2 separate regions of the Homo sapiens genome follow, and region 2 is linked to region 1. Evidence: chromatin contacts called from ENCODE Hi-C or POLR2A ChIA-PET data. All regions are on one chromosome and are shown on one strand. The core of a region is the stretch at or near the end of the contact, and the rest is flanking DNA. Distances in the headings are between cores, read along the strand shown. Region 1 overlaps LOC124904342 (a long non-coding RNA gene). Region 2 overlaps LRIG2-DT (LRIG2 divergent transcript).

Region 1 (4,910 bases), core at 1,005-3,504:
GGCGTGCGCCACCATGCCCGGCTAATTTTTTGTATTTTTAGTAGAGATGGGGTTTCACCATGTTGCCCAGGCTGGTCTGGAACTCCTGAGCTCAGATGATCCACCCACCTTGGCCTTCCAAAGTGATTGGATTACAGGCGTGAGCCACCACGCCTGGCCTGGAACTGAGTCCTTAATCTGTGTGATCTGACACTATACCTAGGTAGATAGTATCAGAATTGAGTTTAGTTGTAAGACTCTCGGTGTCTGCAGAAAATTGGAGAATTGCTTGATGTGGAGAAAAATCCCTACACATTTGATCACAGGAGTGTTCTATGTTCAGTGTGAGTATAGAGAAAAATAATTTGCTTTTCCTATTCAGTAGCCCACAGGCCCACTGGGATCTCCTCTGTTTTCTGCCCTTCATCAGACTTGGGCTTGGGAAACACTCTGCCTTTGTTCACTTCAGTCTCCGAAATTTGGCCTGTGGACTTTTAGGGTCCTCATCATGCTATGTTGTAAGCACTGATTTCCTTTTCATGCCACCAACAGATTTAAAGCTTCTTAAAAATACAGACCAGGCTTTATTCAGCTTTTTATCTTAACCTAGCCCAGGGCCTGGCACACAGTCTGTGTTTAACAATGCTTGGCTGTCAGTTCTACCATGGTTCCTACATAGCTTTCTCTGGATGCTTTTCTCCAGGAGAAATGCAGCACTATTTTTCTCTACCTGGTTGAAATGCCACTTCCTGCAGAAGCTTCCCCAGGCCCTAAAATCACATGGCATACTTTGTGTGTGGTTCCCTCTCATCTCAAGAAGTTCACAGTTTCGTAGGGATTTAGAAGAGCAAACTAACATGTACAATGCACTGCAGTGCTAGGAAAAATTGTGAAAGACTTTTAAATGGGCAAGTAATGACTGGGTGTCTTTCAATGGAATGATGTGTGTTACAATTCTACCCTACAAAAGTGCTGGACTGTTTTATAACTCTGTAGAAATGAAGGTTAATGGGGAGGCCTGATGATGGTGTAGATGTTTTCTGTCTAGAGCTGGATGCAGGATGCAAACAACTCTGTTCATGGCAATGCAACTAAATACATTTTGTCCAGTACAGAACAAACCGCCCAAGGGGTTCACCTTGCCCTCTGCCTAGACAGAGCATTCATCAAGACAGAGGAATTGCAATAGAGAAAGAGTAATTTACACAGAGCCAGCTGTGTTGGAGACCAGAGTTTTATTATTACTCAAATCAGTCTCCCCAAGTATTCAGGGAGCAGAATTTTTAACGATAACTTGGTGGGTGGGGGAAAGCCAGTGAGCCAGGAGTGCTGATTTGTCAGAGATGAAATCGTAGGGAGTCGGAGCTGTCTTCTTGCACTGAGTCACTTCCTGGGTGGGGGCTACAAGATCAGTTGAGCCAGTTTTTCAATTGGGTGGTGCCAGATGATCCATCAAGTGCCGAGTCTGCAAAATATCTCAAGCACTGATCTTAGGAGCAGTTTAGGAAGGGTCAGAATCTTGTAGCCTCCAGCTGCATGACTCCTAAACCACAATTTCTAATCTTGTGGCTAATGTTAGTCCTACAAAGGCAATCTAGTCCCCAGGCAAAAAGGAGGTCTGCTTTGGGAAAGAGCTGTCTTTGTTTAAACTATAAACTAAGCTTCTCCCAAAGTTAGTTCGGCCTATACCCAGGAATGAACAAGGACAGCTTGGAGGTTAGAAGCAAGATGGAGTCTGTTAAGTTAGATCTCTTTGGCTGTCTCAGTCATAATTTGGCAAAGGCAGTTTTATAAGTAAAATTCCATTTTAAACAGTTATAAAATCCTACTAGTTTCCTCCTTAATTCATGATTTAAATAAATGTATGTTCATTCTCTGTGTGAGTTATGCTTTTATCATTTTGAAAACTATTCTTTAATAGTGGTATCTGTGAAAGAGTAAGCAAAATTAATACACAGTGAGCATTTATTCCATGTCAGGCACTATGCTAAGGGTTTTATAGATTTAATCATCATGGCGACCCTGTAAGTTAAGTTCTATTATTAGTTCCATTTTACAGATCTGGAAACCAAGGCCTAGAGATTAAGTAACTTTCCTAAGGACCCAGAGCTAGTAAGTGGCCTGAGATTTGAGACCTGAGATTTGAAAGACTTGCATTGTAACTGCACTTCAGTCAAGAGGGCAATTGAAATGAAATTGTGGGATCAGGTAAGGCTTCCAAATTTCGGAGGATAAGGTGTTGGTGCAGAGGGAAAAGAAGGGCGGGGCTTTCAGGTACAGGTCAGCCCTAAGAAATGCAGTTGGCCTGGAGAGCAGGGTGTGGGCTGAGGAGTGGTAAGAGATAAGGCTGAAGGAAACTTCAGGAGTTTCCTTCACAGAGGAAGGAAATCACGGAGAGCTCTGTGAGGCCAGAAGCCAAGGAGTTTGGACTTTATCCTCAAACTACAGTATTTTAAGCAGAAAAAAAAGACATGATTAGATTGAGTTGTATTATTTTTATCTTTATTGCTTTTGTTTGTAGTTATAAAAGAGGTATAGGCTTTTTTTAAATTGTTGTTAAAACAAAACAAAACATGGAGAAATTTGGCCCTTCTAGAAAAATTATTTTGGCAGCACTGTTGAGGCTCGATCCGAAGTGGTGAGTGAGAAAAGAGGGAAGCTGTTGGAAACTAAGCCAATAGCAAGAAAAACGAAGAGGAGGGGATGGAAAGGAGAAACAGTAAGCTAGCTGAATCTACAGGATTTGGCAACTGTGGCATGTCGGGGGTAGGAAAGGGTGGGAAGGAGGGGCTAGTGCACAGGGAGAGCCCCATCAAAGTACCTAGCTCAGAAAACCTACTGCAGGCCTGGTTACTCATTCTTAGCATGTAAGAACTGAGATAGTACTTGAAATTTAAAGCGAAAAGCATTGATATCAAGTTTGTACAACACCCATTCTAAAAAGCATATACAAATAGAGCCTGACCAAAGTACCCAGGCCTTTTTTTTTTTTCTTTTTTGGCCTCAAGGTGGTTAGAAGCGGGAGACAAAAAAGGGTGTTGAGAAAGGAAAAGAAAGATAAATCACAAAGACTATAACCATTTAAACCTTCTGTTGACAATTACGCACATACAGATTGTCAGCACACCAGGTGACTTTTAATCCCGGTCCAGTTCCCCTCCTGGCCCTCTTAATGGCTTCTGGCCACTTCCTCTTGGGATCTGGCCAGAGTAAGCTCAGGAAATGCAAAGTTTTAATTCTGGAATCAGTAAAGCATATTAGGAAAGGAAATCCACAAGTGAAAAAAACATCACATTATGCATTTTGAAGCCAAGGGACAGAATCAGATTGTAAATTTGTGGGGACAGGAACCATTTTACACATTTTGGTGCAGAACTCAGGGATTGGTTTAGCCATTATTCCCCCTCAGGTTCACCCAGGATTTGGTCTCTTGCATTCTTGTATGATTCCAAAGCTTCCATCCAGCACAACCTTCAGCTCTAGCAGTTAAGCTGTCTGCAGTCCCGCTTTGTGCTCCCTGACAGCAGGGGAGGATAACCCGCCAAGATGAAGGCCCAGATAAAGAGTCAGTATCTTTAATTATACTCACTTCCCTAGGATTTTGCAGGATCAGATGATAGAATATATTTGAAAGGCCTTTGTAAAATTGGATGAGCTATACAATCACTAGCTGTTCTTTATTCATTGTTGTTCTGGTTGATGACCTAACTGATACTTGCTACACTGCATTGCAGAATGTTCAAGGAGATTCAGATTTTTACAATGACTATGCACTTAATATATTAATGTTACTATGTGCTCAATGGTGTGCTGTGTACTTTCACATGTAATCCTCAAAATAATTTTATCATGTTTATCAAAGATCAGATAGATTAACTTGCTCAAAAACATAATTTTTGATTTTTTATGCTCTCCCAAGATTGGATTAGGTTTTGCCATGTGTTACCACACCACAGAAGTTACTACATATCTTCCCCACTACACTAGAAGCTGTGGGTGCTAGGAACTATATTTTGTTCACTGCATTATGCCCTCTATCCAGCTAATGGAGCCAGGCACAAAACATACATGCTACAAAAAATAGTTAGGGTGAATGAATGAAGGCTGATTTTATATCCATTGCTCTATTCTGAAAACTACTGTTTTCTTAATAACTTACTGTTCATCATCTATTTTTCCCTACTAGAATGTAAGATACTTGTGAAAACATATCATTTGTTTTATTCACTGCTGGATTCTCAAAGTCTGGAACAATGCCTGGGATATACTAAGTGTCCAATAAATATCTGTTGGTGAATGAACAAACGATAGCCACGTGGACAAGCAAATTCCACCTCTTTTTGTCTATCACTATATTTTTTCTTTTTCTTTTCTTTTTTTTTTTTTGCGATGGAGTTTCACTCTTGTTGCCCAGGCTGGAGTGGAATGGCGTGATCTCACCACAACCTCTGCCTCCTGGGTTCAAGCGATTCTCCTGCCTCAGCCTCCCTAGTAGCTGGGATTATAGGCATGCGCCACCATGCCTGACTAATTTTGTATTTTTAGTAGAGATGGGGTTTCTGAATGTTGGTCAGGCTGGTCTCGAACTCCCGATCTCGGGTGATCCGCCCGCCTTGGCCTCCCAAAGTGCTGGGATTACAGACAAGAGCCACCATGGCTGGCCTTGTATTTTCTTTTTTCTGATGCTGATCTCAATAAGATAACGCTCAAGAACAACACAACACTGTGATGTGGGTGAGCGGCTGAGAGCTGAACACTCTGGCTTCCTGAGGTAAATACTTGCAGCTGAATGATGATTAGAAAGGAACCACAGGAATGCTGTCTCCAAGAGCACTGCCTGCAAGAAGAAGGCACAGGTGGCCAGCACTGGTGGCCTGTGGACTCTACACTTCACAGCTTTGGTCCAGCACCAGCAAAATAGTGATGCAAGA
Region 2 (4,910 bases), core at 987-3,486, 130 kb after region 1:
GAGGAAGTGGGATTCAGTAACCTACAAAGCATTTAGGCAGGACGCTTTTCAAAATGCAGTTGGCAGAAATGGAAGTTGAACTGAGTGTGGTTTCCAGTACAGGGCATCTGGCCACCTTCACCTCAGTAAATACTGCTGATCGACTCTCTCTGGCTCTGGCTGTCCTGCCAGAGACAGCCAAACACAGGAGACATGACAAATTACTATCATCTTTTGCTTCTTTATTTTTATTATTATTATTTTTCTTTTTGTGGAGAACAGCGTCTTGCTGTATTGCCCAGCCTGATCTCAAACTCCTGGGCTGAAGCTGTTCTCCTGCCTCTGCCTACCCAAGTGCTGGGGTTACAGGTGTGAGCCACTGCACTCGACCTTTATTTTTATTCTGTATACTCATCAGTCCCCTTGTGCCCTGATAATGGCTAGAAATAGGAGTTTCTCTTATATACAGTAGCAGGGACACACTTTCTCTCCTTCTCTTTCCTTTCTAAAGGACAATGTCAAGGACATGTCCAGGACAGGTCAGAGAATGTTATATCAGAGATACTGCTGCTATATTTACCCCCACTTGCCTTTCAAGCAAAGCAATTTATATGATTAAAAACAAAACAAAACAAAACAAAAAACAGCAGAGGCAAACTGTCCTGGGTATCTTCAGAGAAGAAAAACATTGAATTTTAAAGCTATATTTTACTTTGCAGTAAATTTTTCTGGGGGCTAAATTTCCTTCTTCTCTTTGTTTTTACTTTTTAAAATTCTCTTAGGAGAGAGTTAAAGAGATGTATTAGCCGGGTGCAGTGGCTCGTGCCTGTAATCCCAGCACTTTGGGAGGCCGAGGCGGTGGGGAGGGATCACCTGAGGTCAGGAGTTCAAGACCAGCGTGGCCAATATAATGAAACCCCGACTCTACAAAAATACAAAAATTACCCAGGCATGATGGCGGGTACCTGTAATCCCTGCTACTTGGGTGGCTGAGGCGGGAGAATCACTTGAACCCAGGAGGCAGAGGTTGCAGTGAGCCAAGATCGTGCCACTGCACTCCAGCCTGGGCAACAGAGCAAGACTCTGTCTCAAAAAACAAAACGAACTGTAACCCCAGTCAGCAAATAAGAGTTCCAAATTTTAGATAGAGAATGCTGAGAAAATTAGGAGGGTGTTAGGGGAAGCTTTAAAGGAGAGAGTGGTATTTGAGACGGGAGGGGGCAAGAAGACATTCCAGATAGAATAAAGAAAGGTGCAGAAGAGCAACCATTCAAGATGTGCTTAGGGAACAGTGACTACACCAATCTGACACATGTCAGGGAACAATGGGGTGATAAGTTGGGCTCACATTTGGAGAGGCTAAAAAGTCTGTACTTAATTCCATAGATAATTCCATAGAGTGTCTGATATTTTCGTTGAGAAATGACATGATTAAAGTAGTGCTTTAGGGCAATTAATATGGCAACTGCCCGGGTGGTGGGGACAGATTGGAGGGATAAAAGATCTAGGTGCTTCAATGCAGGTGATAGCAGAGCATAACAAAGTCTTCCTACCTCCGCATCAAATGCAGCTCAAGGGAGAACTTCCCACCTAGCACTTACATATTCAATATTTATACTTAACCAATTATGTTTTTAGTTGGTCTTCTTTCTTTTCCAAGCCTGACTCGTGACTCCCGTAATATTAGAGTGAGCTTCCTGAGAACGGGCCCTTAATTGTTCTTTTCCTCTTCCTCCCTTTGTAACAGAGGCCCAAATTCCCTCCACACTGTGTCCAGCCTAGTAGTGAACCTCACTCAGGAGGAACAAACTGACACACAACTTCTGGGTGGGGGCCCAGCCTACACTTTCCTTCTGCTTTGGTTTCAGGCATTTTTGACAACATCTAAAACATCCAATTAATTCAGAGGGTGAAAAAAAAGGAATTGGCAGGCAGGTGGGGATGAACAGATGTGCCTGTGTCATAGTGAAAGACAGATTTGAGTTATGGTCCGTTAAAAAAATTTGTGACATTCATTGAGAAGTTATTGTATGTCAAGCATCTTGTAGTTCAAATGTATTATCTCATTCATCTAGTTGGCAAGCCTATGAGATAGTTTCTATTATTTTACAAATGAGAAAACTGATGCACAGAGAAGTTCAATAATTTGTTAATTATTAATAGCAAGTGGCAGAGTCAAGATTTGAACTATGTCTCTTTACTATTAAAAGTCCATTATTTTGGCCAGGTGCGGTGGCTCATGCCTATAATCTCAGCACTTTGGGAAGGCAGAGGCGGGCAGATTACCTGAGGTCAGGAGTTCCAGATCAGGCTGGCCAACATGGTGAAACCCCAACTCTATTAAAAATACAAAAAGTAGCCGGGCATGGTGGCATGCACCTGTAGTCCCAGCTACTCGGGAGGCTGAAGCAGGAGAATCACTTGAGCTCGGGAGGCAGAGGTTGCAGTGAGCCAAGATCACGCCACTGCACTCCAGGCTGGTTGACAGAGTGAGACTCTGTCTCAAAAAAAGAAAAAAGTCCATTATTTTAACCACCGTAGACTACTGATTCTACATTAGAGACCTAGATATCAAGGCCAGTGTATCTTCAATTCTTTAATCCATACCCTTCTCCTGAAACGCAACAGCACTGTTGCCTGAGTGTTTGTTGAAGAGGTTTATTTCTTTGGTTTAAGACTTTGTTCCCAGAGATTAAATTGCAGATCCCTAACCTTCTCACTACTAAGTAGCTCTTAGGAGTGGATCTCAAAGCTTGAAAAGATTTTAGCCTGCCAGACAAATATCATTAATTAATCCCTTTTCCCTTAAGACAGCCAGGCCTACCACACTACCTTGATGGGTTTCTGGACAAAAAAAAAAAAAAAAAGCAAAGGTAGCATAAATATAATTGATGATTTCTATTAGACTTCTTTGGAAAGGAGAAAACAACTCTTACACCTTCATTAACACCTCCATGGAGCCTCCAGGTTAGTGGTAGTAGGGGTTCAGGACTTACATTAGAAATCCCTGTTTTGACCTTTTCTGTTAGAATGCTTGACTGCCTGGCATTTTCCTATTAATACTAGGATTTTTTTTTCTTTTTTTTTTTGAGACAGAGTTTCTTTCTTGTCGCCCAGGCTGGAGTGCAATGGCATGATCTCAGCTCTCTGCAACCTCCGCATCCTGGGTTCAAGTGATTCTCCTGCCTTAGCCTCCCAAGTAGCTGGGATTACAGGCGCCTGCCACCATGCTTGGCCAATTTTTTGTATTTTTAGTAGAGACGGGGTTTCACCATGTTGGCCAGGCTGGTCTCAAACTCCTGACCTTAGGTGATCCACCCACCTCGGCCTCCCAAGGTGCTGGGATTACAGGCGTGAGCCACCGAGCCTGGCCCTTTTTTTTTTTTTAACTTATCCTATCTCATATATAACAATCCAAGAAATATTAATAGCTATCAGTTAGAATGTGTTTTAAAAAACACTTCCGCTGGCCCAGTGGCTCACGCCTGTAATCCTAGCACTTTGAGAGGCCGAGGTGGGCAGATCATGAGGTCAGGAGTTCCAGACCAGCATGGCCATCATGGTGAAACCCAGTCTCTACTAAAATACAAAAATTAGCTGCGTATGATGTCAGGTGCCTGTACTCCCAGCTACTCGGGAGGCTGAGACAGGAGAATCACTTGAACCTGGGAGATAGTGGCTGCAGTGAGCCAAGATTGCGCCATTGGACTCCAGCCTGGGTGACAGAGCAAGACTCCATCTCAAAAAAAAAAAAAAAAAAAAGAAAAGGAAACATAGGCTGGGCACGGTGGCTCACGCCTGTAATCCCAATACTTTGGGAGGCTGAGGCGGGTGGATCACCTGAGGTCGGGAGTTGGAGACCAGCCTGGCCAACACAGTGAAATCCCATTTCTACTAAAAATACAAAAATTAGCTGGGCATGGTGGCGCACACCTGTAATCTCAGCTACTCGGGAGGCTGATGCAGGAGAATCACTTGAACCCAGGAGGTAGAGGTTGCAGTGACTTGTGATCACGCCACTGCACTCCAGCCTAGGTGACTGAGGGAGACTCCCTCTAATAAAAAAAAAAAAGGATTTAATAAACAAATGAGAAGTGATAGGAGATTTTAGCAGATACCTATTCTGCTCTGCTGTGGTGGAGCCTAGCCTTAGGACATGAGACACTACTCTATAAGCCTAGGACCCCGACTCTGGCTGTGGCTGTGGATGCTTCTGAACAGTGCTAAGTGGAAGCCCATGAAAGAACAGACTGTTCTCAAGGCCCATGGAGGAAAAGATGTTACAAGCCATCCCTCCAGATTCCTGGACAAGCTCTGAGTCCCTGCCCAGAAACCAAAAGGTAAGTATAAGTGGGCCAAATGCAAGAACTCCAGGTTTTCAGTCTTTACCACTGACCAACAAAATGACCGGATTTTTTTTTTTTTTTTTTTTTGAGATGGAGTCTCACTCTGTCACCCAGGCTGGAGTGCAGTGGCATGATCTTGGCTCACTGCAACCTCTGCCTCCCAGGTTCAAGCAATCTCCTGCCTCAGCCTCCGGAGTAGCTGGGATTACAGGCATCTGCCACCACGCCTGGCTAATTTTTGTATTTTTTAGTAGAGATGGAGTTTCTTTTTTTTTTTTTTTTTTTTTTTTTAGACGGAGTCTAGCTCTGTCACCAGGCTGGAGTACAGTGGTGCAATCTTGGCTCGCTGCAACCTCTGCCTCCCTGGTTCAAGCGATTCTCTTGCCTCAGCCTCCTGAGTAGCTGGGACTACAGGCATGTGCTACCACGCCCAGATAATTTTTATATTTTTAGTAGAGACGGGGTTTCACCATATTGGCCAGGATGGTTTTGATCTCTTGACCTCGTGATCCACCCGCCTCAGCCTCCCAAAGTGCTGGGATTACAGGTGTGAGCCACCGTGCCCAGCTAAAATGACCTTTGACA

What was found. Hi-C counts contacts between places; a loop is a spot of excess contacts on that map. ChIA-PET counts read pairs that join two places held with the same protein, here RNA polymerase II (POLR2A). Pooled maps may share reads with other maps.
Region 2: a pooled map shows a loop between it and region 1 (2.1-fold over the local background). The contact joins two enhancer-like sites. A Hi-C loop is called at or near these places in 4 of 50 pooled maps. POLR2A ChIA-PET finds 5 or more read pairs at or near these places in 10 of 52 experiments (Caco-2, GM10248, GM12878 and 6 more).

What each region holds. Positions count from the first base shown.
Region 1 is chr1:112,902,842-112,907,751 of GRCh38, forward strand. All of the region lies in intron 1 of LOC124904342 (a long non-coding RNA gene), which reads left to right. Among named protein-coding and RNA genes, the nearest start is that of MIR11399, 23 kb to the left of the region's middle. RefSeq lists enhancers at 1-387, 388-1,319, 1,226-1,520, 3,323-3,882. Within about 2 kb of position 2,255, at least 10 of the 41 ENCODE cell types and tissues checked have a DNase peak (open chromatin) inside an H3K27ac peak, as active enhancers do.
Region 2 is chr1:113,029,520-113,034,429 of GRCh38, forward strand. The region is part of intron 2 of LRIG2-DT (LRIG2 divergent transcript); the gene reads right to left. Among named protein-coding and RNA genes, the nearest start is that of LRIG2-DT, 41 kb to the right of the region's middle. Within about 2 kb of position 2,237, at least 2 of the 41 ENCODE cell types and tissues checked have a DNase peak (open chromatin) inside an H3K27ac peak, as active enhancers do.